2 separate regions of the Homo sapiens genome follow, and region 1 is linked to region 2. Evidence: read pairs that join two places in POLR2A ChIA-PET (ENCODE). Cell type or tissue: HCT116. All regions are shown on one strand. Each heading gives the region's core, and the rest is flanking DNA. Links, peaks and the distances in the headings are about the cores only.

Region 1 (4,382 bases), core at 73-4,072, 190 kb before region 2:
TGGGACTACAGTCGCCCACCACCATGCCCGGCTAATTTTTTGTATTTTTAATAGAGACAGGGTTCCGCCATGTTGGGCAGGCTGGTCTTGAACTCCTGACCTCAGGTAATCCGCCCACTGCAGCCTCCCAAAGTGCCAGGATTACAGGCATGAGCCACCACGCCCGGCCAAAGTAAAATTTAAAAAATAAAAATAGGCTGGGCACATGGCTCACGCCTGTAATCCCAGCACTTTGGGAGGCCAAGGCAGGTGGATCACGAGGTCAGGAGTTCGAGACCAGCCTGGCCAACATGGTGAAACCCCATCCCTACTAAAAATACAAAAATTGGCCAGGCGTGGTGGCTGGTGCCTGTAATCCCAGCTACTCGGGAGGCTGAAGCAGGAGAATCGCTTGAAACCAGAAGGCAGAGGTTGCAGTGAGCCGAGATGGTGCCACTGCACTCCAGCCTGGACAACAAGAGCAAAACTCCATCTCAAAAAAATAAAAAATAAATAAAAATAAAAATATGTGAATACTTGTAACAACTGGGATAAAAAATGAGAGATCTAAGTTAGCCATGAAATGAGTTGCAAATTTTTCAGGGCATTCTAAGTTTTTTCTCTTTTCTTTTCTTCTTTTTTTTTGAGACAGGGTCTCACTGTGTTACCCAGACTGCAGTACAGTGATGTCATCATAGCTCACTGCAGCCACCAACCCCTGGGCTCAAGCGATCCTCCCACCTCAGCCTCCCAAGTATCTAGGATCACAGGCACACACTCCCATGCTTGCGTGCTAATTTTCTTTTTTTCTTTTTTTTTGAGACAGATTCTTGCTCTGTCGCCCAGGCTGGAGTGCAGTGGTGTGATCTCAGCTCACTGTAACCTCCACCTCCCGGGTTCAAATGATTCTCCTGCCTCAGCCTCCCGAGTAGCTAAGATTACAGGTGCCCACCACCATGCCTGGCTAATTTTTTTTTTTTTGAGATGGAGTCTCACTTTGTTGCCCAGGCTGGAGTGCAGTGGCACAATCTCGGCTCACTGCAAGCTCTGTCTCCCAGGTTCACGCCATTCTCCTGCCTCGGCCTCCCGAGTAGCTGAGACTACAGGCGCCCGCCACCACGCCCAGCTAATTTTTTCTATTTTTTAGTAGAGATGGGGTTTCACCGTGTTAGCCAGGTTGGTCTCGATCTCCCGACCTCAATGATTTGCCCGCCTCAGCCTCCCAAAGTGCTGGGATTACAGGCGCGAGCCACCACGCCCGGCCTAATTTTTGTATTTTTAGTAGAAACGGGGTTTTACCATGTTGGCCAGGCTGGTCTCGAACTCCTGACCACGTGATCTGCCCGCCTTGGCCTCACAAAGTACTGGGATTACAGGCGTGAGCCAGCGTGCCTGGCCCAATTCTCTTTTTTTAGAGATGGGATCTCACTATGTCACCCAGACTGGTCTCAAGCAATCCTCTTGCCTTGGCCTCCTAAAGTGCTGGGATTCAGGTGTGAGCTATGGTACCCGGCCAATGTTCTGGATTTTAGACTTTCGCTCTGAGGACCTGGATGACACAGAAGGGGCTGCAGAATTGTGCTATTGTTCAACTTGCCTGAAACAAGAGGAAATTGAGGCTTGCAGAGCTTAAACCACTAGTCCAAGGCTACATATGCCAAAGGCTGGATTCAAACCTGGGTCTGGCCTCCAAGTCCAGGCTTATCTTGTGCCCCAGCTGCCCAGTTCAACCCGAAGAGGCCATGCCATCAAGAACGCAGGTGTTGGCCAGGTGCAGTGGCTCAAGCCTGTAATCCCAGCACTCTGGAGGCCAAGGTGGGGGTGGATCACGAGGTCAGGAGTTCAAGACCAGCCTAGCCAACATGGTGAAACCCTGTCCCTACTAAAAATACAAAAATTAGCCAGGCATGGTGGTGCATGCCTGTAATCTCAGCTACTCAGGAGGCTGAGGCAGGAGAATCACTTGAAACCGGAAGGTGGAGGTTGCAGTGACCTGAGATCACGCCACTGCACTCCAGCCTGGGCAACAAGAGCGAAACTCCGTCTCAAAAAAAAAAAAAAAGAAAAAAAAAAAAAGGAATGCAGGCGTTGTCTGGGGCCAGGTTTTGAAGGTAATGTGAGCATCCTCCAACTGGACACAGGGTGTTTACATGCAGATTCCTAGGCCTTCCCTAGCTCCAACTCTGGTCGGATCATGGGAAGGGGAGCTGCATTTTACCAGGACTTTCAGTAGTTTGTGCTGGGGCAGGTAAGCCTCAGAGCACTTTGAGAAGCACCCCATGGGGCGGTGCTTGTCAAACTGCAGGTGGTTGAGAAATGACTTTGATGACGCACGGGTTGTTGTCGTTGTTTTTAAATGAAAGAGAAAAGAAAACACCAGAAAGCATTGCATGTAAAAGGTAATGCATGGCTGGACACACCGGCGTGCACCTATATTCCAAGCACTTTGGAAAGCTGAAGCAGGACTGCTTGATCCCAGGAGTTTGAGGCTGCAGTGAGCTTTGACCTAGCCACTGCACTCCAGGAGGAGCAACAGAGTAAGACCGTGTCTCAAAAATAAATAAAGAGGCCAGGTACGGTGGCTCACGCCTGTAATCCCAGCACTTTGGGAGGCCGAGGCAGGCAGATCACAAGGTCAGGAGTTTGAAACCAGCCTGGCCAAAATGGTGAAACCCTGTCTCTACTAAAAATACAAAAATTAGCCGGGCCTGGTGGCGGGTGCCTGTAGTCCCAGCTACTCAGGAGGCTGAGGCAGGAGAATAGATTGAACCCGGGAGGCGGAGGTTGCAGGGAGGCAGAGGTTGCAGTGAGCCGAGATCGCGCCACAGCACTCCAGCCTGGGCGACAGTGCAAGACTCCACCCTCCAAAAAAAAAAAAAGTAAAATAAATAAATACATAAATAGGCTGGGCGCGGTGGCTCATGACTATAATCCCAGCACTTTGGGAGGCCAAGGGGGGTGGATCACCTGAGACTCCGTCTCAAAAAAAAAAACAAAAACAAACAAACAAAAAACCTAGAAGATCATTAACTACTGGAATCATGGCCATTCTCTCAATACATTCTACTGCACGTGGCCCGAGAGCCTTTGCTCCGGCTATTTTTTCTAGCGCAGTGCCCTTCTACACATTAGCAATCCAGTCCCGCCATACGCCAGGCCCATGTGGGGACCTCCGCGATGGCCAAGCCCTGGGCCTGCCAGCGCATGGCTCTACCTTCAAGGCAGGTGGCCCGGAGATCTGCGTCCAGCCCACCCTGGATAATGGCGAAGAGGTTCTGCTTGTCCGGCCGCTGATGGGCTGCAATGCACCGGTCCAGCCAGCGGATTGACCTGCAACAGGGCCCCAGTCACAAGCCCCAGGGGCCTGGTGAGGGGGTAGGAGACAAGGCTACAGGGACCAGGATCCCCTCCCACCACATATCCCACACATGCACACAGCATATACACACCTGTACATGGCCTCCTCCACACGTGGCCCAGTCACAGTACTGCTAACCACGTCGTCCAGCTGCATGATGATGTCCGAGCCTGATGGTGAGATGGGGGCAACATCACTGGGAAAGCCCGCAATGCTTGGGGAAAGCCTGCCGTCACATGGGGACAAGTTGGACTTCCCCAAGAGCATCCCCCCATCCCCCGTCTTGCTAACTCCCACGTGACTTTCCCGGTCTGTTTATACAGCAGCCAGAAGGAGCTTTACAGAATGTGCCTTTGATCCTGCCTCTCCCCAGCTTAAAATCCTATCCTGTTACACAAAATAAAATCCTAAAATATACAAAGGGATCCCTTGCTATGTGGCGTGCCACAGCAAGACCGGGAAACCAAACGTCCATCAGCAGGGCTCTGCTGACTGGGCGCAGTGACTACGCCTGTAATCCCAGCACTTGGGGACGCCGAGGCAGGCAGGTCATCTGAGGTCAGGAGTTCAAGACCAGCCTCGCCAACATGGTGAAACCCCATCTCTCCTAAAAACACAAAAATTAGCCAGGTATGATGGCACGTGCCTGTATTCCCAGCTGCTTGGAAGGCAGAGACAGGAGAATAGCTTGAATCTGGGAGACAGAGGTAGCAGTGAGCCAAGATTGTGCCACTGCACTCCAGCCTGGATGACAGAGCAAGGCTGTGTTAAAAAAAAAAAAAAAAGGTTAAAAAAAAAAAAACAGGCGCGATGGCTCACGCTTGTCATCTCAGCACTTTGGAAGGCCAACCCAGGTGGATCATTTGAGGTCAGGAGTTCGAGACCAGCCTGGCCAAGGTGGTGAAACCCCGTCTCTACTAAAAATACAAAAATTAGCCGGGCGTGGTGGTATATTCCTGTAATCCCAGCTACTCAAGAGGCTGAGGCAGGAGAATCGCTTGAACCCGGAAGACGGAGGTTGCGGTGAGCTAAGATTGCACCACTG
Region 2 (4,382 bases), core at 163-4,162:
CATCCCAGTGGGCACCATTGGAGTTGGCTTGGTCCACAGGACTGGGGAACCTGGCACTGAAGGGTTAACACCGTCCCACCCTGCGGGTCCCATTGGCTGTGTCTTTGAGCAGAGCAGGCAGGAAAGGTTCTGCCCACCGAGGGAACAGCGGGGGCAGGAGGGCTGGGATCCCCAAGGGGCTACATGGGGGCCTGACCCGGCCTGAGTGCCCCCTGAGTTTCCTCCCACGAGGGTATCCCGGATCCACACTTATTCTCAGCCTCTGGCTCATCTCTCCTGGGGCGCCCTCACCCCACCCGCGGCCAGCAGGGCCTGAAGCATCAGGGGCAAAGGGCACGGTCCTGGAGAAGGTCGCAGCAGCGGGACCCAGCCTCCCTTCCTGAATCTGAGGGTGGAAGAGCTGGGACCGTCTGGAAGTTCCTGGGAAGTCGGGGTGGGGGCGTTTCGGGGCCAGCGGGACTGGTCGTTGGAGGAGCAGTGGCCTGGGAGAGGCGTGGGAGAGCATCACAGACAGCAACAAAGAGACACGCAGAGGCAAAGAGACACGCAGAGACAAAGAGACACGCAGGCGAGAGACTCTGAGATCCTCCTGAGAGAGATACAGAGGAAGTGAGGGAGACACTCATTCATTATCTGGGCATGGTTGCAAGCGACTGGAGTCCCAGCAGCTACGTTCAGCCGGCTGAGATGGGAGGATGGCTTGAGCCGCGGAGGTCGAGACTGCAGTGACTTATGATGTTGCCACTGCACTCCACTCTGGGCCACAGAGCAAGATCTTGTCTCAAAAAAAAAAAAAAAAAAGAAATTCTTACATTGCTGGGGTTTACTGTCTGCTAAGGACACAGCCCAGAAACACCATTAATGAGTAAATCACTTTGTCGTCAGCGATAAGGGTGGGAGAGAATCGGTCGGGGGAACACGGAATCCAGGGGGTGGGACAGGAGAGACCCTCCTTATCTGAGGAGCGGCAAGTTCCCATCACAATCCTGCCCGGGCCCGCCCCACCCCCACTCGCCCTGAGCCGGGGGCGGGAGCGGGAAATTGGGAGGGGCCTGTGCCCGGGAGCAGCGGGAACCTATCTGCTGGTGGGAGAGGACTCAGGCTAAGGTGGCCCCCACTGAAGACTCCTGCTAAGCAACCCACTGAAGACCCCTCCGAATCATCGACGGGGCGTCCTTGGGGTGCAGCCCAGGAAGCTCAGTTCACAGGTGGGTGGGCAATGGGAGGGCGCAGTGCCCGGACACCCAGGACAGAGGAGACCCCTCCGCTGGGGAGAAGAGGCTCAGGCTGCGACCGCCCTGCTGCAGAACCCTCCCTTTCCCGCCTCTCCGAGTCCTCCCACCGCGATGGAGCGTCCCTGGGAGGACAGCCCAGGCCCGGAGGGGGCAGCTGAGGGCTCGCCTGTGCCAGTCGCCGCCGGGGCGCGCTCCGGTGCCGCGGCGAGTGGCACAGGCTGGCAGCCATGGGCTGAGTGCCCGGGACCCAAGGGGAGGGGGCAACTGCTGGCGACCGCCGGCCCTTTGCGTCGCTGGCCCGCCCCCTCGCCTGCCAGCTCCAGCCCCGCCCCCGGAGCGGCGTCCGCTCACTCGGTTCAAGGCAGCGCGACTGCGGGTGGCGCACGACCAGGGCGCAGAGTGAGTGGACTGCACTGGACCTTTGGGGGCGCTGGGCTGGGCCTGACCCGGAGGGGGTCGCCCTGGCGGCCACTTTCCCGGTCTAAAAAGGCGCACCACTCCTTGCAGGGAGTTCTCCGAACTTTTCCTGGAGGCCTCTGGGGAGGGGGAAGCTGGGGGCTCCCCAGCTGGGTGCAGGACCTGGGATACGGGGTGAAGGTGGCTGGAATCCCCTGGCCACCCCCTCCTGGCCGGGCCACTGCAAGTTTCCATACTTCAGTCCTGCTGCCGGGCAAGCTGGGCGGATGGGGTTGGCCTCCCCCTCAGAGCATGTGTAACCCTGTCTCCCTGTATTTGGGCTCCCCACCTCCAGCATGGGTGAGCCAGCGACTTCCTGTCTATGTTTGCCTGCCTTGATTCTCTGTGTGTGACTGAAGCTCTCTGGGATGTCCGCATCCCTGCCTTGTGCAAAAGAGATCCATTCCCCTCCCCAGGCCTTGGCTTTCTCATCTGGACTTGCATGGGGACTATTTGTGCATGGATGTTTGTGTGGGAGCATGGAAACCTTTGCGCCTGCTTCGATACGAAGCATTTCTTTTGAGCTTCAGTTTTCTCATCTGTAAATTAGGACTAAAGGAAGTGGGGATTAATAAGGTCACAGAGGCAGGTGAGGAGTGTTATTACAGTTTAATGACATGTGTGCCCCTCTGTAAGAGTCTGTTTGCCTCTTGTGGATTCTCTCTCCTGTCCTCAGGCTCTGCCTTAGTAAAATGAGTGAATAGGATCAACTTTTTTTTTTTTTTTTTTTTTTGAGACGGAGTTTCTCTCTTGTCACCCAGGCTGGAGAGCAGGGGTGCGATCATGGCTCACTGCAGCCTCGGCCTCCCAGGCTCAAGTGATCCTCCCGCCTCAGTCTCTTGAGTAGCTGGGACTATAGGGGCATAACACCACACCTGGCTAATTTTTAAATTTTTTTGTAGAGATGAAGTCTTAGTATGTTGCCCAAGCTGGTGTCGAACTCCTGGGCTCAAGTGATACTCCCACCTCGGCCTCCCAAAGTGCTGGGATTACAGGCGAAAGCCACTGTGCCTGGCCAAGGAGCAACTTTCTCATGGGGTTTTGGGTGGATGAGGGGGTTTTGGCAGGAAAAAGCTTTGTATGCAGTGAGACAAGAGTGTGGAGTGTGGTGCACTGGGCCCCAGGCTAGTGTGAGTGGAGGTTGTGAAATTGTGGCCTGTGCCACTGGGTGGGAGACCCTGTATTCGTGTGACTGAATTTTGGTCGCTGTGTTTTTCTGCCTGCGTCACTCTGTTCCTGTATGATGTATTTTTTAGTTTCCCTGATAGTGTGTGACTGTGTGTTTTGCCCTTGTAGTGTGTCGCTGTATTTGTGTGTCTCTTTCTGTGTGTGTTGCGTTTGTGTGCGTTCTGTGTGTTTACTGTTACGTCTCTGGAACTCCCTGCTTGTGTGTTTGTGTGTGTGTGTTTGAGACAAAGTCTTGCTCTGTTGTCCTGGCTGGAGTACAGTGGCACAATCAATGCTCACTGACTGCAGCCTTGACCCCGCGGGCTCAAGTGATCCTCTCACCTCAGCTGGGACTCCACTGAGTAGCTTGGACTATAGGCATACACCAACACGTCCCGGCTAATTTTTGTAGAAACGGGGTTCTCCTATGTTGTCCAGGCTAATCTCGAACTCCTGGGCCTCAAACAATCCTCCCGCCTCAGCCTCCCAAAGTGCTGGAATTACAGGAGTGAGCCACCACACCCAGCCGTGTGTGTGTTTGGTGGGGAGGGGGGGTGTTTTGAGACAGAGTCTCGCTCTGCCACCTAGGTTGGAGTGCAGTGATGCGATCTCGGCTCACTGCAACCTCCGCCTCCTGGGTTCAAATGATTCTTCTGCCTCAGCCTCTGGAGTAGCTGGGACTACAGGCACGTGCCACCATGCCTGGCTAATTTTTTGTGTTTTTAGCAGAGACGGAGGGGTTCACCGTGTTAGCCAGGATGGTCTCGATCTCCTGACCTCGTGATCTGCCCCCCTTGGCCTCCCAGGCCTGAGCCACTGCCTCAGGCCTGAGCCTGGGGGGATTACAGGCGGGGATTACAGGCCTGAGCCACCGCGCCCAGCCATGTGTGAACCACCGCGCCCAGCCATTCATGTGTTATTAATGTCCCTTTTTTTGGGACTATGTCACCTTGTTCCCTCGTGATATTATTTGTGTGTATGTCTGTCTCCACGGACTCTATCCCTCCATCCTGAACTCCCCCTTGGACACCATGTATAGGGGGTGATGGTCAGTGGGTAGGGCCCCTTTCCCACGACTTAGCCGGCTGCTGCGAGCGTGCTTACGGGGACCGCGGCCTGACACCGTATCTTGCCTCTCCAACAGCCTTGGGGCGCGCGGCCCATGGAGTCGGGGCTGCTGCGGCCGGCGCCGGTGAGCGAGGTCATCGTCCTGCATTACAACTACACCGGCAAGCTCCGCGGTGCGCGCTACCAGCCGGGTGCCGGCCTGCGCGCCGACGCCGTGGTGTGCCTGGCGGTGTGCGCCTTCATCGTGCTAGAGAATCTAGCCGTGTTGTTGGTGCTCGGACGCCACCCGCGCTTCCACGCTCCCATGTTCCTGCTCCTGGGCAGCCTCACGTTGTCGGATCTGCTGGCAGGCGCCGCCTACGCCGCCAACATCCTACTGTCGGGGCCGCTCACGCTGAAACTGTCCCCCGCGCTCTGGTTCGCACGGGAGGGAGGCGTCTTCGTGGCACTCACTGC

What was found. ChIA-PET counts read pairs that join two places held together with the same protein. Peaks named below come from ENCODE experiments on the same cell type or tissue, not always from the same donor. Only the 100,000 strongest peaks of a DNase experiment are listed, where the experiment ranks them.
Region 1: POLR2A ChIA-PET joins it to region 2 with 5 read pairs; 8 of 35 experiments call an interaction of 5 or more read pairs at or near these places.

The regions. Positions count from the first base shown.
Region 1 is chr19:10,706,427-10,710,808 of GRCh38, reverse strand. QTRT1 (queuine tRNA-ribosyltransferase catalytic subunit 1) reads right to left here. Exons shown (of 10, transcript NM_031209.3): 4 at 3,429-3,507; 5 at 3,194-3,309. Among named protein-coding and RNA genes, the nearest start is that of QTRT1, 7.2 kb to the right of the region's middle. In HCT116, for the core only: no CTCF peak of the experiment used is centred there; no DNase peak of the experiment used is centred there.
Region 2 is chr19:10,514,650-10,519,031 of GRCh38, reverse strand. It overlaps S1PR5 (sphingosine-1-phosphate receptor 5), which reads left to right and starts at 1,585. Exons shown (of 2, transcript NM_030760.5): 1 at 1,585-1,634; 2 at 4,003-4,382. The coding sequence starts at 4,021. RefSeq lists enhancers at 1-240, 3,108-3,701, 3,702-4,295. In HCT116, for the core only: no CTCF peak of the experiment used is centred there; no DNase peak of the experiment used is centred there; H3K4me3 peaks cover 2,032 bases; H3K27ac peaks cover 1,227 bases.